Regions from separate parts of the Mus musculus genome. Here regions 2, 3 and 4 are each linked to region 1. The links are chromatin loops, found by intact Hi-C in ENCODE. Cell type or tissue: heart. All regions are shown on one strand.

The links. Peaks named below come from ENCODE experiments on the same cell type or tissue, not always from the same donor. Only the 100,000 strongest peaks of a DNase experiment are listed, where the experiment ranks them.
Region 2: a loop joins it to region 1, with 7 times the contacts of the local background. A loop is called at or near these places in 16 of 42 quality-filtered maps.
Region 3: a loop joins it to region 1, with 2.1 times the contacts of the local background. A loop is called at or near these places in 6 of 42 quality-filtered maps.
Region 4: a loop joins it to region 1, with 15 times the contacts of the local background. A loop is called at or near these places in 6 of 42 quality-filtered maps.

What each region holds. Positions count from the first base shown.
Region 1 is chr12:82,494,297-82,502,296 of GRCm38, forward strand. It overlaps the pseudogene Gm5435. Among named protein-coding and RNA genes, the nearest start is that of Gm31064, 20 kb to the left of the region's middle. In heart, a CTCF peak has its summit at 3,679; no DNase peak of the experiment used is centred here; H3K27ac peaks cover 198 bases.
Region 2 is chr12:82,942,863-82,950,862 of GRCm38, forward strand. All of the region lies in intron 2 of Rgs6 (regulator of G-protein signaling 6), which reads left to right. Among named protein-coding and RNA genes, the nearest start is that of 1700085C21Rik, 7.7 kb to the left of the region's middle. In heart, a CTCF peak has its summit at 3,869 (motif pointing left); a DNase peak (open chromatin) is centred at 3,829; H3K27ac peaks cover 1,203 bases.
Region 3 is chr12:82,612,265-82,620,264 of GRCm38, forward strand. Rgs6 (regulator of G-protein signaling 6) reads left to right here and starts at 4,661. Exons shown (of 17, transcript NM_015812.4): 1 at 4,661-5,119. In heart, a CTCF peak has its summit at 4,631; a DNase peak (open chromatin) is centred at 1,227; H3K4me3 peaks cover 2,418 bases; H3K27ac peaks cover 1,413 bases.
Region 4 is chr12:82,696,571-82,704,570 of GRCm38, forward strand. The region is part of intron 2 of Rgs6 (regulator of G-protein signaling 6); the gene reads left to right. Among named protein-coding and RNA genes, the nearest start is that of Gm22149, 72 kb to the right of the region's middle. In heart, a CTCF peak has its summit at 4,521 (motif pointing right); no DNase peak of the experiment used is centred here; H3K27ac peaks cover 964 bases.

The sequences.
Region 1 (8,000 bases):
CACTTTCCTCTACCCCCTCCACCCTCAAACTTACTTTCCCCTCAAATTACAAAGTTTTAAAAAAAAATTTTGTTAAATTAAAATAATTTTAAAAATCCTTTACTAGTAAACACAAGAAACTTTTATAATTACTAAATTGTTTAATAAAAATCCAGTCCTCATCCCTTGCCCTTATGCTTAGACCAACGCACAGACTCTCATCCCAGGGCTCACACAGACTCAGGCACAGTAAGCACACACGCAGCCCAGAAGGAAAACCTCCACATCTCACATGTGCTGTACAACTGCAGCTCCATGGGACCTTTGTGAGATGAAAACAGATTCCTGAGAGCCCATTTGGGGTTTCCTCTTATAGAGTGGGACTGAGCAGTTTTTCTGTACAGAAATTAAGCTGTCACTTTAATTCTAGTCAACCTAGGTAAGACCCAAGTCTTTAAGTTACGTTTAACAAGCAGGAAAACCTAATTAAACCAAGCATCCATCCCTGGGTCAACCTCGTCTCCAAGCTGTGCCCATCGATCCTTTTCTTTAAATCTTGCGTAGATGTTCAGCCAGCAGGGACGCGAGAGGTATGAGTACTGAGGAGAGTGACAAGTAAAAATGTGTTTAAGACCTATTATGAGTTTTAAATTTTCTTATACAAGTGAATTAAAATTCAACACCATAATTCTTGCCCTTCTGAAAAAAGCTCACACGCAATTTTTACCAAATATAACCACATACAGTAAGCAATTTCAGTTCAGTCTATCAAAAGGGTAATTCTTCGGGTCATTCCAACAAATATCTTCTGATTGAGCCCAACTTGGAGAAACAAATATAGACAAAGCTTTACATGCTAATTACCAATGGCAGGTTCCTGTATTTAAAATCGACAGTTACAGTTTTCCTACACCAACCCCTCCCCCCGCCCAGCAACCCCAGGTGCTACAGTTCCACGGCTTGCCGGTCTGAAGTAGTGTCTATGTGGTCAAGGCCTAGCTCTGCTCCAGGAGCTTTGCTTCTACTGCGCCTTTCTGACATGCAGAAGTGAAGTTTTGGCTGATAGATGTCCCAAGTTTCAAACCGTCCATTTTAACTTTTTAAGTCTTTGTCTCATTTATAAGAGGAAAGGAGCAACTCTTCACCACTCTGCATCTCCAAGGCTTTGGAAAATATATAATCTCTTCCGTTAAGATTCATAACGCCATCCTTGAGATGAAATTTCCATTTATTTTTACTTCTGTGTATCTTATCATACTGGCAGACAACAACATTTTCTGTGTCAAAGGGTTCCTGCCCTTCCTCGTCACTTAAGTCATCGTCACTGTTGAGGGGCTCTTCTTCCACCTGCCCATCTTCAGCTCCATCTTTCTCTTTATCTTCTTCCTCCTCATCATCATAGTCTTCTTCTTCATCTTCATCTTCATCTTCCTCAGAAGATGTATCCCCTGTTCCATCAACTTGCAGCACCAGCGGAGCTTGCTGTTGGGCAGGCTGGGCCTGTGGCTGCTGCTGTCCGGCTGCAGGCATCGGCGCTTGTGCCGGGGCGGGTGCTGCCACTGTTGTAGGAATGACCTGAGTCTTATTTCCTGGAAATAAGATTTGCTGTGGCTGGATGATGACACCCATCTGTGGTGACATCCTTCCAGGAAGTGGGGCTAGGACCTGCTGGATAACAGGCACTTGGACTCCACCAGGCTGCATTTGTGGTATAACTTGTTGTAGAACAACCGACTGCTGAGGCTGCAAGATATACTGGGCACCATTGGCTGCTCTGACCACCTGAAGCAGCTGGCTTGAATTTGTTAGTAGCTGAACAGGAGTCACTCCTGCAGGGAGCGCCAAGGTAGCAGCTGTAGCAGCAGCACTCGGAATACTTGATGCATTCATATGTTGTAGCAGCTTAGAATCAGGAACAATAACTTGTGGTGCTGTAGCTTGCTGGGATGCAGGAATAAGGACCTGCTGGGTCTGTGCTTGCTGAGGTACCGTTTGCTGAAGTTGTGCTTGCTGGTGCTGGTGGTGGTAATGCTGTTGCTGCTGCTGCTGCTGAACTTGCAACAAAAGCTGCTGTTCTTCTGAACGAAATCCATCTACTGCCCTAGACTGCAGTAGGTTTTTCTCCCACAAAGCTTTTAGTTCCGTCAGGACCTGTTCATCCACCCCATCATTCAGAAAAATGTCTCGTACGTCATTAATAACATCTTCAATCACAGATCTGTACAATTTAGGCACGGTGTTTGTGTTTGCCGAGTATGCCATTTCCACACACAACACAAACAAGAAGGAACGAGATAAAAAAAAAAAGGAAAAATAAAATTAAAAAAAGAAAAAATAAATAAACAAAACAACTGAGACCCGGAGGGTGACCCAAGTCACCTTCCAAGAGTGGGGCAAAAAAAAAAAAAAAAAAAAAAAAAATCTCTCAACAAAACCGATCCAGAAGTAAGAGGCAGGAGAGCAGGAGGAGGGGGGCACTCCTCTCGCAGCTAAAATCCTCGAGAATCGCCTAAAGAAAAAAAAAATGGGAAAAAAAATTAGCCACGACCTCTTAGGGGGTTAGGGAGTATCCCCACTTGGGTGCCGAGGAGGGAAACCAACGCCGGTCACCGCCCCCGGTGCCACCGCCGCTGCCACTGACGCCGCCACCAGCTGCAGCTCCAGTCTTAATCAAATTTATTTATTTATTTATTTATTTATTTATTTATTTATTTATTTTTGAGACAGGGTTTTTCTGTATAGCCCTGGCTGTCCTGGAACTCACTTTGTAGACCAGGCTGGCCTCGAACTCAGAAATCCACCTGCCTCTGCCTCCCAAGTGCTGGGATTAAAGACGTGCGCCACCACGACCGGCTCAAATATTTTTAAAGACAACAAATTTTCTAATGTAGTTGAACACTTTATATTTTGCTTATTTATTTTTGCAGAGTATTTTTGAACTCAGGACAGCCTCTCCTGACTGACCAGCAACGGAAATCAAACCAGAGCAATATATGTTTCAAATCAATTGTAAACCCTCTAGTGACTTTATGTATGCAAATATTCAGCTGAGCAGAACATAGTTTCTAAACAGTCCTGTATAGCAAATGCTTCAATCTTGTGCTGCTTTGAGGAAACCTACCTGGAGTTGGTGCTAGCTTACCTTGAGTGTTAAAAAAAAAATGACAAAAACCAAAAGAAACAATATCTAGCAGCCAGATGGATGCAAATAAATATCTAGTTCTTTTTGTTTTGTTTTGTTTTGTTTTTTTTTGTTGTTTTTTGTTTTTTTGAGACAGGGTTTCTCTGTGTAGCCCTGGAACTCACTGTGTAGACCAGGCTGGCCTCGAACTCAGAAATACACCTGCCTCTGCCTCCCAAGTGCTGGGATTAAAGGTGTGCGCCACCACTCCCGGCAATATCTAGTTCTTGACAACACAACAAAACCAAAAACCAAAACAACAACAACAACAACAACAAAAAGCACCCCAAATCTGGTAATAACCAGATGTGGTGGTATATGCCTGTAATCCCAGCACTTGGGAGGTTGAAACTGGAGGACTGCAAGTTCAAGGCCAGCATGAACTCTATAGTGAGACATTGTCTCTAAACAACAAGAAGTGTATAGGTTTGTGTGTGTGTGTGTGTGTGTGTCTGTGTGTTAACATACACAAATGAAATAACTGGTCACACAAACCAGTGTTCCCACAGGGTTCCCACTCTCCCCACTAGATGGGGCTTGTGCTCTCTAGCTGTCCACACTCTGGATTCCTTAGGTTTCTCTCCTGGCATCAAGGGGCAGCTGCTGTTCATCCTCATCACCCGTTTCTTATGAATATAGCATTAAGAGGACTCATTGGGACTGGCAAGATGGCCCAGAGGATGAAGATGCTTGCTGGCAAACTGACCGCACAAGTTCTATCCTGACTCACATGGTGAAAGGCGAAGATCGCACTCCTGAGAGTTGTCTCCTGATCTCGACTTGTGCACACATAGATAAAAGATAAATAAATTAATAAACATATTACGTTTTTTAACTCAGAAGCATCATTGTCTTATCAAGAGCTGAAAACGACTGCCAGGATTGCATACTCTCTGTGCAAAGTAAAGGATTTCCCTCCACTTTTAACAGGCTCCGTTTCCTTCGCCCGGCTTTGTGGCTTTGTGCTGTGTTGGCTTCTGGAATTGCAATTAGCATGGAAATCGCTAAGCCCTGGAAAAGGCTGCTTGGGAGCTGAGTCTGAGCTTTAGTTCCACAGCTTGCTGTAGCCTACCCCTATACTGGGGTGAGATGGAAAATAGTGAATGGAGCCCCCACAGCCTTTCAGGTCAGTTTCCATTTCAAACAAACCCTAGACTAGTGGTTCTCAACCTGTGGGTCTCGCCCCCCCCTCAGAGGGAGCCTGACTGATCCCTTCACAGGGGTGGTTGGTCTAAGACCTTTGAAAAACACAGATACTTACATTATGATTTGTGACAGTAGCAAAATTACAGTTATGAAGTAGCAGTGAAAATAATTTTATAGTTGGGGGGGTCACCATGACATGAGGAACTGTGTTAAGGGTGGGGGTGGTGGTGGCAGGGGTCGCAGCATTAGGAAGGTTGTCCTAGGGTGAGCTCTCCTTACAAAACTTCCAAGCCAGTTACACTATCTGCACTTCACACACTGTCTTCGCTGCTAGCGCTTTCCTTCCCAATCTCCCTTGAAATAATTGAGTTATTGCACTACAAGTGTCTCTGGTGAAGGGAGACTTGAAAAGCTAATAGAGATATAAACACAGAGGTCCCAGAGTTCCCTCAGGAGATGAGTGGGGAATGAAGGGCGAAGACAATAAACCAAGGTAATGTCTAACGGGGCTGGAAAGGAAACTCTGTAATTGGGGAAGGGGAGAGAGAAAAGTCCCAGGGTTCTTGATTTGAAAACTCATTCTGATGAAAGGAAACCATTAGAAAAGGCTTGGTTTGCCGGGCAGTGGTGGCACATGCCTTTAATCCCAGCACTTGGGAGGCAGAGGCAGGCAGATTTCTGAGTTCGAGGCCATCCTGGTCTACAGAGTGAGTTCCAGGACAGCCAGGGCTACACAGAGAAACCCTGTCTCCAAAAAACAAAAATACAAAAACAAACAAACAAACAAAAAGGCTTGGTTCTTAACTTTTGACTAGAGGTTAAAAAAGAATTTAGAATTAGTTCAAACTGCAGTATGGGCAGAATTATTCCTAATGACAGGTCTTTATTATTATTATTATTATTATTATTATTATTATTATTATTTTAAATCAAGGCAGAATTTTTTCATTGTGGAACCTAAGCTGTGTTGAACTCATTATGAAGTTCATGTTAGTCTTGAACTTACAATCCTCCTGGTTCAGCTTCTTAAATGCTGGGAAAATAAGCAAATGTAACCCAAGCCTAGGTGTGGAACATGCACTTTAAAGGGCCAAGGAAAATGACTGTTTCCTTGCAAAGGTGAAAACTGTGCTAGGGCAGAGCCGCACCCTTCAAGCCATGGATGGATGGAATCAGTCCCAATTCCGGGTCTGAGAAGCATGAAGCATGCAGCTGTGGGTGGTTACTGTGTTTGTTCAGTTTTCATCCTTGGGACAAAGTAACATCGGGAGGCTAACTTCGTAAGAACGAGGCCCTTTATGTCTTTCACCATCTGGGAGAACCAAGCTCAGCTCTGGGTGAGGACCTCATGGCAGGAAAGAGGCTCAGGGGAGCCAGATCAGAAAGCCAAGCAGGAAGCCAGAGCACCTTGTTCCACAAACCCTTCTGAGAACACAGCTGTTTACTCTCAGACCTCCTACTGGGTCCTACCCTCTCAAATGTTCACACCTAAAGGCTGAGCTTGTAACACATGAACCTTTGGGTGATACTTTAAACCACATCTCTTAGCATGGGAGTCACTATAGTGATGCTTTTGTTTATTCTGGGGCTGCTTGGATGACTTTATGGGTGGGATCTTACATAATGAGTGCATTGGACAAAAATCAATTGACTCTCAAGATGTAGCCCAAAGCCTCCACATTAGAGGCTTCATCTCAAGTCCTGCCTCACTCGAGGTGCCTACCTTTCCTGACTTGTAAAGACAGGAAAGCCTCAGGTTTTCTTAGTCACTCTGAGATTTAAAACAACAACAACAACAACACATAACAAAACAAACATCTTTTGACTGCAGCAAGTTACAAAATCTGTTAGATCTTGACAAGTTACAATGCTTGCTTCCACCAAAGAACCAGAAATCTAGTGTATTAGTCAGGGTTCTCTAGAGTCCCAGAACTTACGGATATAGTCTCTATATAGTAAACGACTTTATTGATGACTTACAGTCTGCAGTCCAACTCCCAACAATGGTCAGCAGCAGCTGTGAATGGAAGTCCAAGGATCTAGCAGTTGCTCAGTTCAACACGGCAAACAGGCAAATAAGAGAGACAGAGCCTTCCTTCTTCCAATGTCTTTATATAGTCTCCAGCAGAAGGTGTAGCCCAGATTAAAGGTGTGTGCCACCAGCCGGACATGGTGGCACACGCCTTTAATCCCAGCACTTGGGAGGCAGAGGCAGGTGGATTTCTGAGTTTGAGGCCAGCCTGGTCTACAGAGTGAGTTCTAGGACAGCCAGGGCTATACAGAGAAACCCTGTCTCCAAAAAAAGACTGTTTTTGTGGTATTTTGGTGAAGAATGTGGCTACTTTTTGCCCTTGTCTGAAAAGTCTGCCTGAGGCTAAGGTGAAGAGACTCAGATTAATTGCATTGACAAAGGAAGTTTCAAAAAAGCCCAACAGAGACTTTGTTCTCTGGTTAAGTCTTATGAAGAGAAGTTTGAACAAGCATAGCAAGTGTAGAAAGGAGAAATATAAAATATATGGTTCAAGTATTAAAGGGGTACCAGGAAGTGAAATGGAGCAAAATCCTGTGTTCTAGGAGATAACAGATTAATGGAGTGGGACCTTGGGGCAAGATCCTACCCACCTAAATTTAGATCCAGGCGTGGTGGTACACACCTTTAATCCTAGGAGACAGGCATGTTGATCTCTGCCTTCAAGGTCAATCTACAAAGCAAGATCCAGGATAGCCAAGCTTAGGCAGTGAAAGATTTGAAAAACATAAAGCCAGTGATAATGTAATAGACAAAGGGGGTCATGTTCTAGTTCCTGCAAGCAGCAGAACTCGGCAACTTCAGCCATGTGGCTCTGACTCTAGAGTTAAGAATGGAAAGAACTGGTACAATTGATGCTGGTCAGCTGGAGCTAAGAAATTAGCAATGATTAAGAAGAGATCAGCATCACTGATGTGAACTCTTCTGGGAATTGTTTTCTGGGAGCACAAAGAAGCTATGTTCCAGAGATAGCCAAAGTTGTATCTTGTGCTGCAGCTGGACTTGGCAATGTGTAAGAGTCACCCAGGTGGTACTGGTTTTGAAGGCATGAAGGTGTCATGAAGAACAGCTGAGGCTTGGCACTGTGAGAAGTCATGGAAGGCCATTGGAGAAGGTGTAGCCTCAGCTGTAGTTGATGGCCTAGGACTGAAGGGGTCATGCAAAGGATTTGAGGTTTGGCACCATGAAGAGAGCCTATGAGAAGCTATTGGTGAAGCCTAGTTAGAGTGGAACACCCCAGTGTATTGGAGATGACAGTACCATGGGATGATCACCAAGAACAGGAGCTGTAGTGGAGTGGATCAACCTGAGCTTAGAGTGCTACAGAGGGCAGAACTGGAAAAGTGATGCCAGCCCTTAGGAGGAGTCCAAAAGATCAAGTGGAATCCCAGACACAGAAACAAGAAGCTGTAACATAGAAATTGCCTTGGAGACTCAAAGATGTTAAAGATGCCAGAGCCATGGGATACATGCTGAGGAACGCTGCTAACAGGGAGTGGAACCAGCACAGGAGAAAGCAGTTTGTTGCAGTCAACAAAGATGAAAAAGGAGTGGAGATCTGAAGACCACTTTGACATCAGCCATGGAGATGCAGAGTTTGGAGTTTGCCCAGCTGGTTTCCTGTCTTTCTTTGAGGATTATAATTAAGTGATTGGATGAATCTCA
Region 2 (8,000 bases), 450 kb after region 1:
TTAGATCTGTCGCCAAATGTCTGGTTCAATTCACTGGTTGAATTGAAATATGACAGGTGTAATTTATATGTCGGGAATCGTTCCTCTGAGCCAGGTCAGTTAACACAGGCCTATCATTCACAAGATAAGGAAGAGGCCGGGGGTGAGGGGCATAAGTTCAAGGCCTTCCTGAGCTGCAGGATGTAGCTCTGTGGTAGAGAGCTTGATAACCATAATACCATAATGCTGAAATTCACTGGATCATACGATTGAATGAAGGTAGTCCAGGGAGTAAACTGTGTATTTGACCAGTGATTCCTTCCTCTCGTAGGCCAGATTGGCGGCGGCGGGTGGGGGTGGGGGGTCTGTTCTCAGAGGTAGCAGGAATCTTGTTGTTCTGCTTGGGACAAGATAGTGTTAAGCCTAGATTGGTTAGAGGCTCCTACCTCACAATGGGACAGGCTGAAGAGAAGCCAGGCAGGATGGGTGCTAAGTGACAAATCTAATATTTATCCCATGTTAATGGTGATGGCTTGCAGGCCCAGGATGCTTTGAGGTAAGATAAGGAGTAAGACTGAGGGCAACACCAGGCTAGCCAGATGGTTGCCATTTTTAGGATGCACTCTAAAGAGTGCCAAACAGTGGGTGGCCCTGAAAGGTGGGCTCAGAGTTGTCTTGGATTTCCTCCTCACCCTGACAGATATGTCCTGTTAAGACAAAACTTAAAACACCGCCATTTTTCCAGTTTTGCTAGCATGAGTTACCTGAATCTGGATCCTAAGACTTGGGTAGGGTCCATTTGTCCTAACGTATAAACAGCCATCTCAGAGAATCAAAACAGGCCCCTGAAGATAGCAAAGGGCTCTACTGAACCATTAAAACCTGTACTTTAAAAGGAAGTTTCTGACCACTTCGTATCCAATAGACTAGAAAGGAGTGTTCATCATTTTCTAACATGGGTCTTTAAGCATTTCTACCAACAATTCGTGGTGTTACTCCTTAGCCAGCAGCTCAGGAAACTGTTCTAGTCCTTATGAATGTATGAGCCGAAAGGTGTTATGGCCACATCTCTGTTCACCCACTCTCCCAGTCTCTTTCCTTTGGCTTCTGTGGTCACCATTTTGCAGAATTCCACCCCCAACTTTCCGTGTTACTAAGCTTGCCAGGATGAGGACTGGCTTGCTTACGATGCTGTCTGTTGACACCAGGCCCATTTCACGGCTGAACGGCTAAAGGCTGCTTTCCAGCTAAATAGTATTCTCACTCTCCCCATTAGCAAAGTTCCTCAGGACATGATAGCTCAGACACTCTGGGCCCAACAGTGTACACGTTTCATATTCACACTCATCCCAGGAAGCAGTTACTGCCTCTCTTTTGGAAACATTGAAGCAGAGGTGACTTACCCAAGACCTCTTTGCTACCAGAGTCAAAGCTGAGATCTGGTCCCATGCTCAGCACCTCCAATGGCATCTTCTGACAGAAAGTGAAAGCCACGGTTTTCATATCCCTCTAAGGACAGAAAATATAAGTTTCCAGTTCCACGTCCTTCTAGAACTTAAGTGGAGCACGTTATCTTGTGGGGACAGATGGTTATGACTTTAAATAGTTAGAAAAATCTAGTTAGGCAGATGTTTCTCTGATGACAAGGAGTATAAACACGACCCTAATGACTGCATTTGTTGAAAGTTACTGGTCGCTCCTGTCAGGACTGTTGCTTTTACTGTCAGTCTTCAGGCTGTATTAAAAAAAAAAATCAAGCATGAAGAGAATTGGCATTTAAAATGTGTTTACTCTTCACCGTCAAGACAAATGGAACCTTTCACTCAAAGTTGAACGAGAAGTCTGATTTGGTGTGGGAAATCACAAAGAACTGGGAATTGACAAATCTGTGGAAGGTCCATCTCATAAAATCCATTAAGAGAGTAGGAGAGATTTTCTTGCCAAGGGTCCTATAGCCGCACAAAATCTATGACTGGACTGCTTTGAAATCATGAGTGTTCTTACACAATAAACTTCAGGAAACCATTCACGGTTGGGCTCATTCTCAGGACAAAAACATCCTTTCTATCCCGTCCCTGGTCCAGTGTTTGATACAATTACTTAGTTTTCCAACCGTTTCCCCGACTCTCACACTTCCGATGCTCTATTATATTTGAACTTAGAAGGTGGTAATTTTTTGACTTCTGTTTTTATTCTTACTGGCTCAACTCCTTTCCTCATTGTTCAGTTTAATGTGTTTGAAAACTGCCTTGAACTGGCCCTTGTGAGGAAAACACCTTCACTGAGGCTCAACTGAGGGCATTCATGCCCTCCCAGGTCCTCTTTCTAGTTGATATTTTGAAGGTTGGTCAGAACAGTCCTTGCATTGCTCACAGTGTTACTATATCCACTATAGAAGCCCAGGGCTGGGGAGATCTAGGTATTCCGTGGAAGAAGATACGTTTAGTTAGAAATTGGCCCTCAGCCGGGCGGTGGTGTCACACGCCTTTAATCCCAGCACTTGGGAGGCAGAGGCAGGCAGATTTCTGAGTTCGAGGCCAACCTGGTCTACAAAGTGAGTTCCAGGACAGCCATGGCTATACAGAGAAACCCTGTCTCGAAAAAGAAGAAGAAGAAGAAGGAGGAGGAGGAGGAGGAGGAGGAGGAGGAGGAAAGGAAGGAAGGAAGGAAGGAAGGAAGGAAGGAAGGAAGGAAGGAAGAAAGAAAGAAAGAAAGAAAGAAAGAAAGAAAGAAAGAAAGAAAGAAAGAAAGAAAGAAAGAAAGAAAGAAAGAAAGAGAAAAAGAAATTGGCCCTCACCGATACTTTTAGGACGCCTTCAGTTTGAACTTAACCTTCCCAGAGCGTCACATGAGTTCATTGGAAGCAACTACATTCACCTGTAAAATCACCATAGCTGGATGGATGGTTTGTAGCTTCCAAGTGTGTGGAAAAGGGAGAAAATTTTGAACCTCAGCTATGTCAAAGGCAGAAAGTTCTGCCGCAGGCCCTGTGCAGAATGTGGGGAGCCTCTGTGTCCAAGGAAAAAGACATGGGCAAGAGGGCAGTTATGGTGAACACTCCTCTAACTTCTGCTCTTTACCAGGTGACCACAAATTCTTCAACCCAGCCCCTATTCTCTTCACCCAAGTCCTTGCTCAACCCCCGGCCCCCAGCCAGGCTGAGGCCAATCCACTCGCAGGTGACATCTTACCAGACTGCATTACCTGTGTTGTGATGGCCAGGCCCACAATTGTTAGTGAGCTCCCTGCGTTGGCCTCCACAGCCCTGTTCTTCTGTCAGCAGGCAGGCTATGGTGGCAGCTGTTCGTCCCTCACTTATCCTGTCCTTTCCCTCTTCCCATATAAGAGAATGTAACTACATTGTCATTTGTTTGTATGCCATCTGCTTTGTATTAAAAGTCTAAGCAGAATTTCTTGCCCACTAGATTTAGAGTTTTCACAAACGAGGTCTGTGTCTTATTCCTCTTCGTAACCCTGTGACCCCCCCCCCAGAGTTATCTATCTGAAGCCAGTGTTGAGAAGTATTCGCTGAACAATCTCTACTTTCCGTGGCCACAAATAAGGGCAGCGTGACACCCACACCTCCCACTACCAAGGAGACAAAAGGAATAGCAAAAAGAAAAAAGAAAGAAGGAGGAGGAAGAAGAGGAAGAGGGGGAGGAGGAGGAAGAGAAGGAGGAAGAAAAGGGAGAGGAGGAGGAGGAGGAGGAGGAGGCTGCAAAACCCAGGCGAGCAGAACGATGACATTAAAAATGGCTGAGATTCTGAAAATCGCCCAAATCTAGAGTCTAGAAAGTGAGTAGGTCCTGCCAACAAGGCAGATCTTTCCCTTCTGTGTTGAGCGGACTTCTTTTCCCACCAGATTGTTTTAACGGTGCCCTCTGCAGGCCATTTTCAAAACTGCAGCATTTGCCTCCTTTAAAGCTCACCTCTTGGCTTAGGGATCCTCTCTGAATAAATAGTTGACTTCTAAATTTACCTGAATGCAGTTACATCAGGAGGATGTTTCCTTAGTGAAATTCTCTCAGAACCCTTCCCACTATTACAGATAAAGGGGAGAAAACTGTTTCAGTGAGTACAGGCATACACCATATCTCCTCTCATGTTTGTAGATGTATAGCTTGTTATATTATTATGTATATTCTATACACATTTCAAATATTGTATACATGTATCTGTAATATTTATCATAACATATATGTGTGTGTACATATATGTTTGAAGAAAACAGACTTATCAGGAGGCATTAGCTTGTACAGTTATAGAGACCAACAAATCCCAAGGTCTGCAATGTAAGTCTGCAAGCTTAAGACATAAGAGAGCTGGCAGTGTGAATCCAAGGCCTGGAAAAGTAGAACTGAAGCTTCAAATGCAGTGTAAATATGTGTGTTCAGGACACAGGATGGGCTGATGTGCATCTGGAGGAAGGAGTTTTTCCCTCTTCCTTTTCCCAGCTTCTTTATGCTCTTAATGAATGGGGTCTCCATAGTGGTAGTTATCAAAAGCACTATATAATAATAAGGAGGACAATATGCCCTGACTCAGTCTACCCAGTCAAATGTTTACCTCCTCCCAGAAATAGCCTCCCAGATGCACCAGAATAATGTTCAAACAGCTGGGTGCCTGTGTCCAGCCAAGCTTGGTACCTAACGCTAACTCTCGCCATTCGTTTACAAACAGGTGTCCAGCGCTCACAGTTGTGGCTTGTTTTCAAAAGTAGGTTCTAGGTCTGTGTTAGTGTCCGCCAGTCTGTAGCCACAGCAGAGCACAGACACTGAGTGGGAGCACATCACTTAGGACCATTTTCTCACAGCAAGTAGAAACTCATTCACTCTCTCAGCCTAATGGAGGAGCGTCTGAAACCGGTTTCATTGAGTTCCGCTCAAACACGATCTGTGTAAATGGGAGGGGAATGGCTTGACTTTCTTGGCTCATCAATAAGGACAACCTTGGATCTACCTGTCACTCAAAGCAGTAGTGCCGCATAGCTCAAGCATCACCGCAGTAGCCTGGGCCCGGGACTGGGACTGGGAGTGGTTGGTGGGAACAACCCAACAGAGATGTCCATCAGGTAACTGGTCCACAAAAGCAGAATCCTCTGAAGAGTAAAGCTCCCTGGTTAGGGGTCTATCAGACATTGTTGGAGTTTGGATAGAAAATATCCTCCTTCCCCTAAAAAGGTTCATGTGGTGAGGCCTGAGGGTTTGGACATGAGCTGATACAGTTATTTTGGAAAGTTCTGGAATGTTTAGGGGGAGGGAGCTACCAGGAGGAAGTGACTCACTGAGAGGCAGGTCTTTAGGGACATATTGTCCCTGGCGCTTTAGCCTCCTCTATGGGCTTCCTATATACCACAAAAACTCCCAACCACCATAGCGTTCTGTCCAAACACAGGGCCAAGCAACTGTGGCCCGAGACCTCTGAAATCAGGAGCCTAAGTAAACCCTTCCTTGCCTTCAAGTCGTCTATGTTGTGTGTTTACAGCAATCACAGTGACTGTAGAGTCCTCCTTTTCTTTTCTCAGCCACGACCTTAAACTGTTCAGTTCAAGATAACCTTGAACTTCTGACCCTCCTGCAGGATCACAAGCACATGCCAGCTTGTCTGACCTTGGTTAGGGGGTCTCATTGCTCTTTACTGCAAAAAAATTACAGTCCCTTTACAAAGTTGGTCTTATTTTTAAAAATTGTGATTTAAGCCACCCATCCTCACTGTAAAACAGCAGAACACATCCAAAGGGGGAAGAAAAATTTTTAGAAAGAAAATTTAGGCATAATTTTTCCAATTTTAACATTAGAGCCTTCTTCTCAAATAAAATCCTTACATAAAGCGCCAGTGTGTGCAGTTAAAAAGAGCCAGTCCCTGTGGTACAACTAGGGATAAGAAAGGGCAAAGCTGGAACTTCCTAGTGGACATGAGATGGCTGCTACAGTGCCCCTAGGGACCTCGCAAGCCAGCAAGCTGGATACTACAGGTGACAACTGAAGCCACAAGTTGGATAATAACATCTTCTACCAGCTTTTGTTGGTATAAAGAACACTTTTCAGTTGCTCCACTGTCAACTTTTTATTGTATATGTATTTAGAGTAATTGTATAGATTATACTATAGAACTGCCAGGCTTATTTATTGTAGCATTTGTATTTGACATTCAGTTGCATCTAAGCAGACAGTGGGAAGGGTAAATAAACACACACAAAGGAGACTGCCGTTGCCATTTGTTCCTGTGTGAACAAAATAACACACCAGATGTGTAGCTAACGATCTGGGTGACCTTTCAGTTATCTGTTGGTACTGAGGTAGATTTACATACCAGGAAACGCATGGGGTGGTGTTAAGTAAGTGGTTTGATCTTTTCTGACAAACTCATAACTGGTAACTCAGTCAAAATCTACGCCTGCTGTCCCAGAAACCCTTCTCATTCATCATTCAGATAAAGCAACTAGAGGTCGGACGTCTGTCACCATGCTTAATTTTCCATTCTGAAATTTTGTATAAATGAGCGCATGCTGTAACTTGTGTCTGGTTTCTCTCTTAGTAGAATTCCTCCAGATGATGTCCGTATCAATCCGTGTTCCTGCTTTTGCTCCAGTACGGTTCTCTTGTACGAATGAATGTACCACAGTTTATCCCTTCTTCCATGGTGGGCAACTGGGTTGTTTCTAGTATTTAGCTATTGGGAAAATTCTTATCTAGGACATTCGGGGTCATATATTTCCATTTCTCTAGTTAAATACCAAATGCAAATCTTATGAGACCATGTCTTTTAAATTATACATTTGTGTATATATGTATACATATACATGTACACATATACATATCAAGGCTTTTCCAAGATGGCTGTCCTTTTTACACTCAGGTTGTTTCATCTCATCCCTTGACATCCATGGCTCTTTACATTTCCTCCATTCTCACTGCTGGATGGTTGCATCATCTACCCATGGCTTCGATTGGTATCTCCCTCTGAGTGGTAAGACCTTCTCATGCCCTGTCAGCCATCATTCTGTATTTTGTGAACCGCCCAACCTTCTGCCCTTTCACATACCGCATTGCTCATCTATGTATTACTAACTGGTGAGAGTTTCTCATATATCCTGAACAAAAGGTCTTTGTTCTATTAAAATTTGGCAAATTTTTCTTCCAGTTTTGAATCTGCTTTATTGAAAATGTGTTTTAATGAGCAGTTTTCAATTTGTGGACATTTTTCTTTTATAGTTATTACTTTCTGTGTTTGGGAAAATGCCCCCCCACACACACACACCACTAAATCATGGAAGTATTCATTTACATTTTCTTCTAGAAGATTTTTACTTAGAGTGTATATATCTATATCTATGATCTGTCTTGAAATGTGTATATATGCATACACATACACATAGCGGATTGGGATTAAAATTTGTCTTTTTTTAACATATAGATAGTCATTCCCACACATATCCATTAAGATTTTTTTTCAGTTGGGCATCTTAGTCGAACTGATTTCTCCATATAAAAGTGGAAGCTCCTATGCATACCTGCATCTCTACTTTAAATTTTCTATTTTATCTCCTTGTTCTCTTTCTTTTTCTCATCAATACTGTGTCCTATAGGGACTGTAGAATCAACATATTCATGTCTACAAAACAGATACTAAAATTGTTCATTGGGATCTGTTAGAATCTCTAAATCTGGGAAAACCCAGCAGGCTAGCAACATCGTCTCCTCTTTGCTGAGCATGGTGTACCTCTTCATTTAATGGAGCCAATGGTTACTTCTCACAGTGGTGTTTTATAGTTTTATGAACGAATCCCATGTATATCCTGCATCTATTTACATAGATGACTTAATGACTTAATGCCTCAATATTTAATGTCTTCATGCTGTTATAGAAGGCACTATGGTTTCATTTGTCACTATTTCTTTTTGCCGATTATCTTCATAAACTTCTCTATAGGGTTCATGGATTGTTTAGATCTTTAACTATTATTATATATAGCTTTGTAAAGTATATTATAATATCTATGTGTCCTTCCCTCTCTGTCT
Region 3 (8,000 bases), 120 kb after region 1:
TTGTCATCTGATTTGGGGCTTGAGCACTGTAAAAGCATTGCCTGGTTTAATGCATCTCTTTAGGATGTATTAGGATCTCCCCTTCACGTCTCCTGTTCTGGTGCTAAGCCCACTCCAAGCTGATGCTTGTGTGTGCTGGCAGAAAGGGACCTGGCTTCATTCTTTTGTGTGAGAATCTCCAACTTTTCTCAGAACCATTAATTAAATAGATTGTGTATTCTCTGTGGGGTTTGCTGGTTCCTTGTAAAAAATTAGTTGGCCGTCCATTGTTAGACTTGTTTCTTGGCATTCTGTGTGTACCATTAGCCATGAGTCAGATTTTATGCAAGTACCATATCATTGTGATGACTTTAGCTTGCACAGTCAGCATTAGAAACGGGTTGTCTTTTCTTTTTGCATGCATATAACCCAGAATAGCCATAGCTATATGCACACGTACACACACACACACACACACACACACACACTGAGATAGGGGGATCAATCTAAGCACAAATGTAAGCAAATATAATTTTAAAAGAAAACCCATTATTCAATATCCCTGTAACTATGGCCACCTGTGAGAATCCCAGAACCTAAAGAGAGGAACAGAGATTTCCAGTCCAGGGAAGTTGTCTAACGCCCAGGGCATAGCCTATCTCTTACTGCTCTGACTACAAGGTTCTAGCAGGCATAGCCCCTGCCAAAGGGTCTGGGAAGTCCCTGAGTGAGGCCCGTGGTTCTTAACTGCTTCTATAAACAGCATTCCATGGTTATTTTAGTCTTGTTTAGCTTTTTAAAAGTTTGTTATTGCTGATGTAATTTTTGCCCTGTGTCTAGTAGTTGGAGCACATCTCCCTGGCTCCTGACTATTAAGTTTTGGAACTTTGTAAATACAAACTTTACTTTGACATGACATCACTTCCAAGTCCCAAAACGTAACCACCCAGCACTAAGATATAAACACATTTGTTCCCAGACACTGGGGGTTTGAGACTGCAGATCACAGACTAACACTAGAAAGAGGAAACCCCCAGCCTATATAATTTTGAGTTTGCTTGCCACGGTCCGCCTCCTAATATGGTTAATATTAACAACAGCAATAGAAAATGATGAGTGGTCTCTTAAGGGAACGCCCACAAGCTGCAGCTTAAAAATTCTTGGTCAAAAGTAGATCCTTGAGTCTCCACTGCCAGAAATTTGGGTTAATCTATTCTGAGGCAGAGATCAAGACTCGCTATTGCCAAGTTCCAGTCAGCACCTCCTGCCTCCCACCATGGTGCCGAGGCTGTGGCCTTTAAACAGACATTTCTAAAACTTAAAAACAAATGTGTTTGCTTATCGTGTGTGTGTGTGTGTGTGTGTGTGTGTGTGTGTGTGTGCGCGCATGCGTGTGAGCACGGGATACTATGTGGAGGTTAGACAGAGAATAACTTACTGGAATCAGTCTTTTCTTTCCACCATGTGGATTCTGGGGATCCAACTTAGGTCATCAGGCTTGGCTGCAGTACCTTACACACTATGAGAACACTTGTTTGTTTGTTTGTTTTTTCAGGATGCACCATGAGGAAAAGGTGACTCAAAATCAAGTTCCTGTCTTTGTCAAAATGGAAATAACATGGTCCTTAGCTATCAGGATGAAAGACTACATACATAAGCCAGGGAGATGGCTCAGTGGGTGCACATTTGTGACGACATTTGAATTCTCCCGACCCATGTAAGCCAGGCAGGATAGTGTGTGCCTGCAATCCTTGTGTTTCTGCAGGAGACGGGAAACAGAGATAGGAGAATCTCTGGAAGCTTGCAGGCCTTGTGAACACAGCTTCGAACAACCAGGAGACCCTGTCTCAAGTGAAGTGGGAGAAACACTAACACCCAAGGTTTTCCTCTGACCTCCATAGACACACTGTGGTGTCCATTTGTACTCACATATACAAACATACATTGCACATATCACCCCCCCCCCCCAAATAACAAACTACACATAACACACACTGAAGGAAAGTTGAGATGGATATGTAACATGTACTGTTAAATATAACAAATCCATAACCCAAGATGTGGGTTATCTCATACTCAAACTCATTGCCCTCCACAAACCCACAGCCTCTAAATGTTTCAGAGGCGTGTACATGCAACTGTTCTATCTTTGCTCTTAATGAAGTTATTAAAATGAAGTTAACAGAGATGTCCCAATGGCAATTCTATCACAGGCTTAGCTGTAGCCCCTCATCTGGTAATGAAGTGATGAAAAGATTCAGGATTTTATACATTACTATATTTATTTTATACTTTAGAGTTTCTGGAAAGATTGTTCTGTGTAGCAAGGCCTTCAGGAATACGAGGTTGGCTAATGGAAACAGGCAGAGTGGGATTGTACATATTCACAGTGTGATATGCAGAGTGAAATTGTATATATTCACTGAGTAGTGTGCAGAGAGACTGTCTTTTTATCTCAGTTAATGATGAGATAATACTTCAAGGAAACCTGTGAGGGACACTTGTCAAAAGTGATGAGTCTTTAGGGGCTAGAGAGATGACTCGGCGGTTAAGAGCATCTTTTCCAGAGGTGCTGAATTTGGTTCCAAGAACCCTCATTCTGGCTCACAACCAGCTCTAACTCTGGTCCCAGGGGATCTGTCACCTCTTCTGGCCTCCAGCTGGTATTGCACACACAGGGTACACATACATGCAGGCAAAACATCCATACACATAAAATTAAATGAAGACAAAGTCTTTGTTGTTCATCTTGGCGAAGAGAACAATTATACCTCAGTGTATCTTTTTAAGCCATCTCTTCTGAAGTCATATTGAATTACAAAACACATTACACGAGCAGGTGGACAGACTAGTTCGTTTGTTCACTTTATTTGGGTGTTCCTAGTTTCCAACCATCTGTGAATAAGTAACAAATGACTGTGTATTAGGCACTTTCTCTTCCCAGTGGCAAAATACTGGAGACAAACAATTTACAAGAAGGAAAGACTTCTTTTGGCGTCAAGTTTCAGAGATTTTTAGCCTATGGTTTTTTGGTCTTGTGCTTCAAGCTACTGTCTTGGAGGATGCTGGTAGGAGACCTGTATACTGCGTGGAGACTGAGGGAGGAGCTAGTCTCATCATACACCCTTCAGTGGGACCCCTCCATGGACCCAGCTTCCTTCTACTGGGTCCCACCTCTGACTTAAAGTGCTTACCCCTACCAATAGGGCACACACAGGGTTCCTAGGCACATCTTATCTCCAACTTACACTCACTGACCCCTTCAGACTTCAGAGTACAGTTCCTAAAAACAGGTCACTCTTAGTGTGGCTAGCACACTAGCTTTATGTGAGGAAACAACACAGACATGTCTATTTTCTTGAATCAGTATATTATAGAAATCCATGGTTATAGGTGTTATTTACAGGGGTTGGATCCTACCCAAGGCCACCTTCTGAGTTAGCAGCCTTGTCCTCGGGCCTCGCTCAATCAGAAGCCATCTTTAACAATCTGCCATTTTAGAAGAATGGATTTACATTCAGAAGAATCTATTTACCTTTAACTGATGTTCTTTGTTATTTGCATATTTATGCACAGCAGTGTTGACAAACATGCATATTGCCAAGGAAACTTTAAATTTTCACCCCCAGAGCCATAAAGATGAAGAGTCCAGATCATTCATCCCCAATGACTTGGAGTAATTTATTTATTTTTTTCTGTGATTAATACACTAAAGTATAAATTACTGATTTATTATTGGTGTTGGTAACATTGACATACATACACATCTACTGGTAACTATTTAGTACCAACCACCTTGTCCTACCTCCAACTACAGTTCCCTAAAATAATTTGAGACAGGCCTTCATGTAGTCCAGTGTGACTCACGGACTCCCTAAGTAGCCAAAGCTGGCCTCGAACTTCTGTTCTTTCTGCTTCCAGCCCCTGAGTATTACAGGTGGATACCATCTCTGTCGGGGTTTACTCAGTGCTGGGGAAAGCACTATATTAGGTGAGCTACATCTGCAACCCAGTCATAAGTCATCAAAAATCACGTTTCAGGACTCTCAGGTTAAAATGTCCATTCAAGTTACCCTTGTTCATTTGAATGTCAAAGCTTCTCTTCTTGCCCAAGGATATTGTGCATAGTTTCCCCCTTAGATTCCCTTTTGTATTGTTTCAAGATAGTATCAACCACAAAGCGCTCCCAACGCTGTGTGGTGTAAACGTTGAATAAATAAAACCACGAGATTAGCAACAATATCTCTGACGAACGCACTGGCTCATTTTAATTTAGAGGGCGCCAGCCCCACGTCAGTGAGGGATTCAAAAGCTACCGGGACAGCACCTCAGGCCAGAATCGTGAGCACCTTGGCGCCACTAAAGTTTCAGTACACGGTCATCCTGGCAGCAAGGAGAGGAGCCTTGGCTTGTTTAACACAGTCCCTCAGTTTTCTAGGTAGCTGCTCGGTTGCCTGGAATCTGCAGATTATTTTTTTCCTCGCTTGCTGCACAGGGCCTGATCCGTACCCCGGGCGGCGCCGGGACAGGTGAGCCTGGCGGCGGCGACCTAAGAACGTGCTCAGGTGTCAGGGTCCCGCTCATAGCGCGTGGCTCAGGCCAGGTGCGGGCGCCCAGGTGCGCGGCGCGAGGCTGCAGCTGCTCTGGGTCCCCGACAGCGGGCGCCGCTGCGGCAGCGGCCGAGCCGAGCGCCTGGGCTGCGCGACTCCGGGCAGCTCCTTGGCGATCGGCCCCCACCGGGTGGCCAAGAACTCCGCCCGGGGGCGCCCCGGGGTCCCTGTTGCTGCGGGCGCCGAGGGGGCGGTTCCGGTCCGGACCAGCGAGGGGCGAGGGAAACACCCCGGGAGCCCCGCGCCCTGGCACCATGAGACCCGCCGCGCCTCCTCCCGGGTCCGGAGCTGTACAGTGTGCTCGCTGAGCCCCCTGCGGTCGCCGCCTCGTAGAGTGGCACCAAGAAGGTGGAAGAGGAGGAGAAGGCGACACTCGGGAGAGCAGTGCCCGGACAGATTTGGCCGCTCCTCCACCCCCCGAGAGCTGGCGACTCCCGGGTTCCCCAGCCTTATCATGAGCCGGGCGCCAGCCGGGCTTTAGGAGAAACTGAGACGCCGGAGCGAGTCGAGACAATTCTTTGGTTGCTAAGGTAATTGTAGTTGGACAAAAAAGGGACAAGAAAAGAACCCGGAGGAAAAGGAATGGAAGCCGCACCCGCGCCCCGATCTGTGTGGCTTGCATTCCTCGGGGGTGGGCGCTTGTCCATTTCGGATGCGTGACAGGTGCGGGTGTGTGTCTGCAGTTTGGGACTGTGCAGGGCGAGCTTACGTAAGTGACTCGGCGAGCTGGCATGCGGACTTGTGTGGGATGGGTGCAGGTCTGCGTGGAAATCGCCTTCCCGGCTTTGGGGTGGGACGCGCTCCGAGCCTGGGCCTGGAGGGCGTGCGGGGCCCCGAAGGCTTTCTCTTCTTCCCAGCCATCCGCTCGGAGAGCGCAGGTGGGGGAATCTACCTCCAGCAACTTTTCCTGAGAATAAGCTCCCGATTTGTGGGTTGAAAGGGCGAGGCTCCGTGGTGAGGTGAGGACCGCAGGGGCGGGTGGTGAGGTCTGAGGCTTGGGAGTTGCTTTCACAGACGGTAGGTATAGGCTTTTCTGAGCAGGTCAGGCTGCTTAAAAAGTGTGATGAGGGAAGTGACCCAGAAAATTTAAATTTGTTCAGAGGAAAAGCTGCGGGTTTTCATTCTTTTTTAATTTGACAAAGTGGGTGCGTTTTCTCTCTCACGGAGACAGTGGCATTTCTAAGTCTGCAAATAAATTGAACATGTTTTGAATCTCGTTGGTTTGGAATTATTCTCGCAGCATCAGTGCCTGCTTAGAAACTGGACCTGTAGGTAAGTTCTGATAAAAGCCCTTTAGCAGCCCTAAAGGAAAACTTGAAAGGCAACCAGGAGGAGGTTAAAGCCCACCATTTCATCTTTTTCTCTCCAGGGAGAATGGGAGAGTAAGACCTGGGTTGGTGTTTATCAGGCTGTTAGAGGATGGGTTGCCAGTATGTGCGCGATGCGTCGAAGCCCTTTGCTGTCCGAGGATAGTACACTATAAACAAGGCTCCCACAAGTCAGTTTCACAACTAGGTAGATGGGCAATTGTGTGGAGTTGGATCTGGGCTGCCTGAAAGTTTCTGTGACTTCTATATTTATTCTTGCTCTGAACTTACTTTGCATTAGAAGGGACGTATCCCTTCAAAGTGGAGAACAGAGGGAAACAGGACAGTTCCCACAGACACACCTTTGTAAGCCAAAGCCTTTATGCACGGGTACTGCAGAGATGATAAATTGTTTGAGTTCTTTCGCTGCTAGGGCTGTTAATCTAAATCGTGTAGCTACCGAGGTGATCTTGGGCACTGTAAGCTCCAGTGTGGGGAAAGCTTCCTTCCACTAACTCCTTCCTTCCCTAAAGCAGCTGTAGAGTTTAGAAATGTCAGCTGTCGGGAGGTATTCCGGTGAAGGTGTTTTTCTTTCCATAGTCTTAACTTTGCTCTTCATTCACCTTCTGAAATTTCAGTTAACATTCACTGAGCTTATTCTGCTGAGAGACTTTCAGTAAAACGTTTTTCTTTGAAGCTATCAATTCGTCACATCAAATCTGACAGGAAAAGGATGCCTGTGTGGCTTCGAGGTCTCTTTAAATGAGACTTATTTGTTTATTTATGATTTATGAAATCAGATAACCAACATAATTTTTTTTTCTAAATCAGCAAACACTTATGGGGAAAAAGACTCATTGGGCAATGGAATTTGCCAGTAAATTTCAAGATCTTACTGTCCCACATGAATGGACGTGTGTGTGTGTGTGTGTGTGTGTGTGTGTGTGTGTGTGTGTGTGTGAAGGCAAGATCATTCTGATCCCTTTGTTTCTGGTTTTCTCTCATATGTTTTTATTCTCTGAGGTCCTGCACATTCCAGGGGTTAAACATGGAGATAAAAGAGAGAAGCTGTCTACCACATTTTTTTTTCTTTTTCTTTTCAAAAGGGATGCTCTCAGAGGGCTCAATACTGGGATTAATTTTTTTCCTTTAGCTCCCCAGCTAGTCTTAATTCTTGGTGCTTTGAACCTCAGTATGCATTTAACCTCCTTGTTTATTTTCAGGGCGTCTGGGAGAATTCATTTAATGAAGTTCATCTTCATTGTAACATATGGTGCCATATAAATAATTACTCTAATACTATCTGTCCTGCCATATAGAAAGGAATAGAAATACAAAATAAACCTTTCCGCAGAATGATATGGGTAGAAAATGGTCAAAAGCAAAAACAAAAAACAAAACAGTTTTACTTTCCCCTCGTGATTAGAGACGTATCATTCACCTATTGGAAACAATTTGGGGAAAAGAAAGACTCTCTGCAATGTCCCACAGACGCTGACACAGCTGTTGCCATACATTCCTCCAGGTGTTAAGCTTGGTAAGTCTTCATGGGGCCCCCCTCTCTTACCTCTGGATTTTCAAATCTCATAAATTGAAGTTCTGTCTTGTCGAATGCTTGGGAAAGAATTGCTAATATCTTAGGTGATTTCAGTAGGATCAGGCTGCAGTGTTCATTTTCGGTCCTTATTTTCAAACATAGTCCTCTATCCTTTGGAAGGCAGAGTTCGAGCTTCCAGCTGAAAGGAACTGGGACTGGGGAGGAGCTGGGATGGGGCGCCCCACCCTTTCCAACGTGGGCCGCTATTCAGGTGGGAGACCTGAGTTGTGGCTGCAGTTTGTCTGTAACTCTTCTGGAAGGGCAGGGACTTTCAGATTTAGCTCAATGAGTTTATGACCTGTGTGTTGCTTTGACTTTCGATGAGAATGGTCTGTTTGAAGAGGTTCTGGCTCACTCCGCCCGGAGTTAGCCTGTGAATTTACACTTTCAACAAATCTCTGACTCCGCTGACTATATGAGACCAATAACCCTTTTGGAGCCAAAGTCTTCCCATTCCTGTAAGCAACCAGGTTCCCCGGTACTTACCTGTCAACAACTTTGTTTCCA
Region 4 (8,000 bases), 200 kb after region 1:
ACCCCCTCACACACACACACAAAGTGTTGAACCAAGCAACTGCCATCCTCAACACACGCCTTGCTATAATAACAGGGTTGTTGATCACACTGTACCACCACAGATAACGCCTCCTATAGCTTACTCACAGTGCCCTTTATTGGGGTGAGAAAATGTTCTTATATTCCTAGATTTGTATGAAGCATTGCTTGTTGTTTTGTTACTTTAAAAGGTAGTGAATTATTGTTGAATTTTATCAAATGTAATTTAGCATTTGAAATTAGTTTTTTTTAACTTTAAACACAATTATATTCTTTTACACTATTCTGTTAGTTCTAGTTTTCAAGGCCAGGACCCTCTTGCATAGTGTGACTTTTCTCATGGGTGTGCTTAGTAGGACTGGCTTCTCTTTAGGAATTGTCTATAGCACGGATCTTGTGAGTTTCACTCCAGTTCTTCCATGCCCAGCACCAGTTTCTGTGCTGCTTTCTCGTGGTGGGTATTACTGAGCTGTACGGGAAGCCTACATTGGTACCCACACTTCCACAAACCCACAGTAGTCAAGGGGTACAGGTCAGAGTGCTCTTTGCTGAAAAGTTGTCTGACTTCATTCTCGGACAGAGACAGGCTAGGAGTGGGCTAATGAGAGATAGTTTCAGCCTCTTCCAGCCCATGGACTTGTTTCTCCTTGAAAGGGCCTTGGACAACAGCCTTGGGCCTTGGGCAGTCCCCATAGGCTCGGCTTCTCTTCCTGCCTGCTGTTGGAAGTCCCTGCTTCTATGGAATCTGAATTTCTTCTATTCTCTTTTCCCCTGCAGTGAACCCTTCTATCCAAGGGTGATCCACAGATATATTGTGTGTTCTGGGTTAGACTTTAGTTGTCGCTGTGTATCTGGCATCTAGGGGCTTCTTCTTGCTTTCAAGTTCGGCTATGAGTTAGAACCCTGATGTGATATTGCACGCGCCTTGGGGCTGTGTGGCGTTGTTGTCTCAGCTCACTGTGTTGCTGGGATGAGATGCTGCCCTCTGAGTGCAATCCCAACATTCAGAACAAAACCAAAACATGCTAGTCTCATCTGGCCGATTCAAGATGGCATAATGATAATATTCCTCTGTGAGAAATTGCATTTTTGTGTGGATTTAAATTCAAGAAAAGTCTGAAAAGTGGTGGGCGTGTAAGGGAACAAAGACAAACCACTAGTACTTTCTTCTGAGCAAGGGAGACCGGGCAGGAATTAATAGGGATCTGCTATATGCCAGTGTGTACATGTGCTGTGCATACGTGCATGAGACAGAGAGGGGGGGAGGGGGAGGGGGAAGGAGAGGGGAGGGGAGGGGAGGGGAGGGGAGGGGAGGGGAGGGGAGGGGAGGGGAGGGGAGAGGAGAGGAGAGGAGAGGAGAGGAGAGGAGAGGAGAGGAGAGGAGAGGAGAGGAGAGGAGAGGAGAGGAGAGAAAGACAGAGAGAAACAGAGACAGACAGTGAAAGAGACAGAGCAGAAAGACAGAGACAGAGACAGAGACAGAAAGAGTACTAAATATGAAATTACCACATGCATTTGGATAACTAATTGATGTTCCCTGGGGAAAAACGCTTTCTCCCCCTTTCAGCATCCCTTAGTTGCCTGCAGTTCTTTTTCTAGCACGGAGGCCCTCGGCCTTTCCCCTGTCCACTTGGGAGTGCCTGTTGTCTGTTGGTGTCATCTCTGTTCAGACCACATTTAGGCGGCTACATTGGTGAGACTTTCTGGGGTGTAGCTTCTGACATTCCTAGGAGACACAGTCTCACAGCAAACTCCCTGATCCTCTGGCTCCTCCAGTCTTTGTGCCTCCTCTTCTGCAATGACCCCTGAACTGTAGATGTATCAGGTGGCACTGGGCTCCACAACTCTGCATTTTGATTGGCTGTGGTTTTCTATAATAGCCTCTGTTTGTAGCAAAGAGAAGTTTCCTTGAGGAGGGGTGAAGACTACATTTATCTGCCAGTATAAGGACAGCTGCTTAGACTGTAGGTAGGGATTATGCTGGTTTCTGCTGAGATATGTTTTAAAGGCACATTGGCAGGCATGTAGTTCGTGGAAGGCTTTTCTAGCCTCTCTTGATTTATTTGCTTATACACTGAAATCAAGGCTGAGCTTTGGTAAAAATGAAATTAACGGTTATACTTTTTGAATCAGGGCTGAAGTCACTGGCATTTTACTATCAGTTAATGATTGAGGGCATGCTCCAGGGTACATTACTACAGCTTTCCCTTGTTCCTGATCTAATTTAGCAGCATCTTAATTAGGACTAAAAGATAGTCATGGGGATTTTTGCTTGATGTTTAAAAGAATGGTCTGGACTCTCATGTGCTACCTGATGGGCCTAGGAGAAAGCTCGTGGGCAGTCATGGCTTGGTGGACCCAGGACAGGCTGAGAGGCTGAGAAGGGGTGGGACTCCAACCCTCCTGGTGGCGTATATCTCTGGAAGCTGCATCCGTGCTTTTGCTCAGAATCTTCTCAGTGCTCAGCAGGTCTGTGTACTGAGTGAGCCCAGCCTGTGATTCTAGTCTATCTGGAACAGTCAATTATACGTCTCCCAGCCAAGCGGACTTTTACGAACTCTGCCAGAATCTGCATTTCCAAACAGTCAGACAAGAGGAGAAGGGAAAGATGGGGCTGAAGAGGCCATTGCCTGGCAGTGTATTTCTGGTAGCCAAACACTGACTTAGCCTAAGTACCTCCCCTTTCCCCTCTCCCTTCAGTACTTCTGGCCTCTCCCAGGATGAACGGTCTTAACCTCACTGCGCTGTTTTCTGTGCTGCCAGTTGGACAGGTCCGGGGCTCCATACTGTGGAGGGAGACCTCTCCAGCTGGCTGGGCTTAGCTCTGTCTCAGAGGGGGCCACACTTATTAATCTCTGTGACTCTGCTTGATCCCCTCATTTTTCTTCCTTTTGCTGGCAAGTCACAGACTGTTCTCCGAGGTTCGGTGCCGCCCAGCTGCCTTCCTCCTTTTGCTAGTTTCTGGAGATACTCACCTATAAATACTAATGTTTATGGAGTCAGCCTCAAGTTTCTAGGCTCTGTGCAAAGTGTGCCGATAATAACAACTGGTGTTTATTAAGCAGCTACTGTGTGCCAGCAACTGTTTTAGGTACAGGGATGGGAAGCAAGCAGCACACAGCCATCCCCCTTGCAGGCAGTCTATCAACCCATCAGCAAACAAGCAGATGGTGCCAAGGAGTGACATGGGATCTGAGGAGGAGAGGAGGCCTGGCTGGAAAGTGTCTTTGGGGGCTGGGGCTTCCGGGTGATAGTTTATCTCGGGAAGGGATATTGGGAGAGCACATTTGGGGATGCAGGTGAAAAGTCAGAGCAGTTGCTTCTTCTAAGCTCACACCTGCTTCCTATCCCAGCTCATGCCCCCATCTACCCTAGCTCACACTACATCTATCCTGGCTCACGCCCCATATCCTTTCTTTCTTTCCTCCATGCCAGTCTGTGACTCCAGCCTCCACATTCCACTGGAAAGGGTGGCTTCCCTGTTTGAGGGCAATTTCAACTTTAGAGGATGCCCTTGGCCCCCAAGTACCCATGGCTCTCACTGTATCAACCCATCTTTCTCATTGGTACCCTTAGTGTTCTTATTATACCCGTGATCTTACCTGCTGAGAAAACTTGGACACCTTGAAGAGAACAACTTTCCTAAGCAGTGGACTTAGGACACAGAAACTCATTTCATGAGCACTCGCCAGGGCTCCAAACCCATTCGCTAGAGCTCCTTCTTCTAAATTGCCTCCAGCTACGCAAGAAAGCCAATTTCCTTTTTTTAATAGCTGCGACTCATTTTCGGATTCACAATGGCATGAACCCTGTCCAGACGCCCGTCTGAGTCATTATTAGGGACTCTATTTAAAATGTGGCTATTTCCTTACATTAGTCAGATCATCCCCACAGATTAAAAGGAGTGGGTTCACTAGAATGTGTCACAGGATGTCGAAATCAGAGTTCTGATGAGAGTGGGGGTCCCTTGTGTCTTGACCACCCACCTGCTTCTTTGAGGGAGGAAAGGAGAGCGTAAGAGTGAGAGGAGACGCCTTCAGAGGGGGTTAAAACTCCAGTGAAAATAAAGAATGCAGGGCCCCTGTCATTTTAGGTTTCCTTGGGGAAAGACCTAGCAAGACAGTTGATTTAAAACTGGAAAGGGCCCTGGTTGGCAATGACTGGGAAGATTGATGACAGCGGTGGGAGGAATAAGGTAGAAAGGAGAGCCATTTGTGCTAATAATTCTTCTCAGGCAAAAGAGGGGCTTTAATAGAAGGCTGGGATACCAAGGATGTGGTCCAAGTTAGACCTTACTCTTCTGTCTTCTTGGCTCAGTTGCGCTGGCGATAAGCTCTCTGCATCCTGCCACCGAGTCTTATCTTACTGGTGTCTCTGTACCTCCCACACTCTCTGGCCCATGATAAGGGCTCAGGAGAATTTTGTTGAATGAATGTAAAGTGTGGTAGTTGGAGAGGTGGAAAGTTTTGGCAAAGTGCGTGTTGTCATTTCTGGTAGTGACCACCAGGTGGTGCCTTCCTAGAGCAGGAGCAAATGAGGCCCTGACTATGGCAGATGGGAGAGACAAACTGTTCTCCTACGTGTCCATCAGGGTCCATCACAGGTTGACTGTGCATAGAGAACTCAGCTGTGTGACAGGCACCAACTGTTCTTATTTAGGTCAAATTTACAGGCACACAGTATTCTTACAGAAGGCTTTCCTTTAGGGCTATATTCTTGGAAGTGAATTCTAGCTAGGCTAGCTGGGTGGATTCCTTGTGAGCCATTGCTGGTCCTCCAAGATGGCACATACCTTGTTGTTTCTCTGCTTTCTCTGAAACTCCTCCCAAAACCACGTGCAGATTTGTGCCCAGCTCTCGGTGTCTCGGGGTTAAGTATCTGGTAGCCCTGTGGATTTCGGGTCCGTGTCTGTGGTTTCTAAGTGGAATTCTCAGGGTAGGCCCACAAAGGAGTGAAGATAAACCAGCTTGGCAGGTTTACTCAGCTTTTCAAGAGAAGCAGAGACCAAGTGGGTGACACAGAGAGGGCCCTGGTCCAGGGCTCCGTGCCCATAGGCCATAGAGTAATCTGCATCACAGTTTATGAATAATGCAGCCTAATGTGGCCCAGGCAGTGGGATCCAGGGACCACAATCTAAAGAAATTCAGGTAATGCGAAGCCAAGTCATATAGATATGGAATCCTGCTGTTCACTTTAGAGTTAGAAGATTCGCTCAGCTCTCAGCCATTCTCGAAGAACTGCAAAAGATTAAATACTTAGCCCAAGGCTTCTCGGCACTCAGAAAACTAATGGAAGGTGATGGAGATTCAGAATGCCCAGATCGGGGACAGTGATGCTGGAGAGAGCACACGTGTCCTTCCCTAAGCACATCTGGTAGGAAGGACACTGAGAGAAGGTGGGTTAAGTCTACATAGAACTGGAGCACTATCGCTTTGCCAGGATGAGAAGAGGCAAAGGAGCAGAGTGGCTGGACTTTTCCTTGAACCAGTAAGAGCCACCTTCCCCGTGTGGTTGAGACCAGTGTGTGAGCATCTCCTTCAACACTGCTATGCCACTATCTCTGCATGTTAGGCTCAGGTCTTTGTTAGGTGAACACCGAATTGTACAGGGTTAATCAAATGAATAGATCTGTAGTGACATTTTTAGTAATTATAGAATTTTGATTTCTTTTTTTGAATTTTTTTAATTAGGTATTTATTTCATTTACATTTCCAATGCTATCCCAAAAGCCCCCCATACCCTCCCCCACCTACTCCCCCACCCACTCACTCCCACTTCTTGGCCCTGGCATTCCCCTGTACTGAGACATATAAAGCTTGCACGACCAAGGGGCCTCTCTTTCCACTGATGGCCGACTAGGCCATCTTCTGATACATATGCAGCTACAGACACGAGCTCCACACGAGCTCCAGGGGGTACTGATTAGATCATATTGTTGTTCCACCTATAGGGTTGCAGATCCCCCCACCTCCTTGGGTACTTTCTCTAGCTCTTCCATTGGGGGCCCTGTGATCCATCCAATAGCTGACTGTGAGCATCCACTTCTGTGTTTGCTAGGCCCTGGCATAGTCTCACAAGAGACAGCTATATCAGGGTCCTTTCAGCAAAATCTTGCTAGTGTATGCAATGGTGTCAACGTTTGGAGGCTGATTATGGGATGGATCTCTGGGTATGGCAGTCTCTAGATGGTCCATCCTTTCGTCTCAGCCCAAACTTTGTCTCTGTAACTCCTTCCATGGGTGTTTTGTTCCCAATTCTAAGAAGGGGCAAAGTATCCACACTTTGGTCTTCTTCATTCTTCTTGAGTTTCATGTGTTTCTCAAATTGTATCTTATATCTTGGGTATTCTAAGTTTCTGGGCTAATATCCACTTATCAGAGAGTACATATCATGTGAGTTCTTTTGTGAATGTGTTACCTCACTCAGGATGATGCTCTCCAGTTCCATCCATTTGCCTAGGAATTTCATAAATTCATTCTTTTTAATAGCTGAGTAGTATTCCCTTGTGTAAATGTACCACACTTTCTGTATCCATTCCTCTGTTGAGGTGCATCTGGGTTCTTTCCAGCTTCTGGCTATTATAAATAAGGCTGCTATGAACATAGTGGAGCCTGTGTCCTTCTTACCAGTTGAAACATCTTCTGGATATATGCCCAGGAGAGGTATTGTGGGATCCTCCGGTAGCACTATGTCCAATTTTCTGAGGAACCGCCAGACTGATTTCCAGAGAGGTTGTACAAGCTTTCAATCCCACCAACAATGGAGGAGTGTTCCTCTTTCTCCACATCCTCGCCAGCATCTGCTGTCACCTGGATTTTTGATCTTAGCCATTCTGACTGGTGTGAGGTAGAATCTCAGGGTTGTTTTGATTTGCATTTCCCTGATGATTAAGGATGCTGAACATTTTTTTCAGGTGCTTCTCAGCCATTCGGTATTCCTCAGGTGAGAATTCTTTGTTTAGCTCTGAGCCCCATTTTTTTTAATGGGGTTATTTGATTTTCTGGAGTCTACCTTCTTGAGTTCTTTATATATATTGGATATTAGTCCCCTATCTGATTTAGGATAGGTAAAGATCCTTTCCCAATCTGTTGGTGGCCTTTTTGTCTTATTGACGGTGTCTTTTGCCTTGCATAATCTTTGCTATTTTATGAGGTCCCATTTGTCGATTCTCGATCTTACAGCACAAGCCATTGCTTTTCTATTCAGGAACTTTTCCCCTGTGCCCACATCTTTGAGGCTTTTCCCCACTTTCTCCTCTATAAGTTTCACTGTCTCTGGTTTTATGTGGAGTTCCTTGATCCACTTAGATTTGACCTTAGTACAAGGAGATAGGAATGGATCAATTCACATTCTTCTACATGTTAACCGCCAGTTGTGCCAGCACCATTTATTGAAAATGCTGTCTTTTTTCCCACTGGGTGATTTTAGCTCCCTTGTCAAAGATCAAGTGACCATAGGTGTGTGGGTTCATTTCTGGGTCTTCAATTCTATTCCATTGGCCTACTTGTCTGTCGCTATACCAGTACCATGCAGTTTTTATCACAATTGCTCTGTAGTACAGCTTTAGGTCAGGCATGGTGATTCCACCAGAGGTTCGTTTAACATTGAGAAGAGTTTTTGCTATCCTAGGTTTTTTGTTATTCCAGAGGAATTTGCAGATTGCCCTTTCTAATTCATTGAAAAATTGAGTTGGAATTTTGATGGGGATTGCATTGAATCTGTAGATTGCTTTTGGCAAGATAGCCATTTTTACTATATTGATCCTGCCAATCCATGAGCATGAGAGATCTTTCCATCTTCTGAGATCTTATTTAATTTCTTTCTTTAGAGACTTGAAGTTCTTATCATACAGATCTTTCACTTCCTTAGTTAGAGTCACGCCAAAGTATTTTATATTATTTGTGACTATTGAGAAGGGTGTTGTTTCCCTAATTTCTTTCTCAGCCTGTTTATCTACTAGGGAGTTTGAAAGGAGTCAGA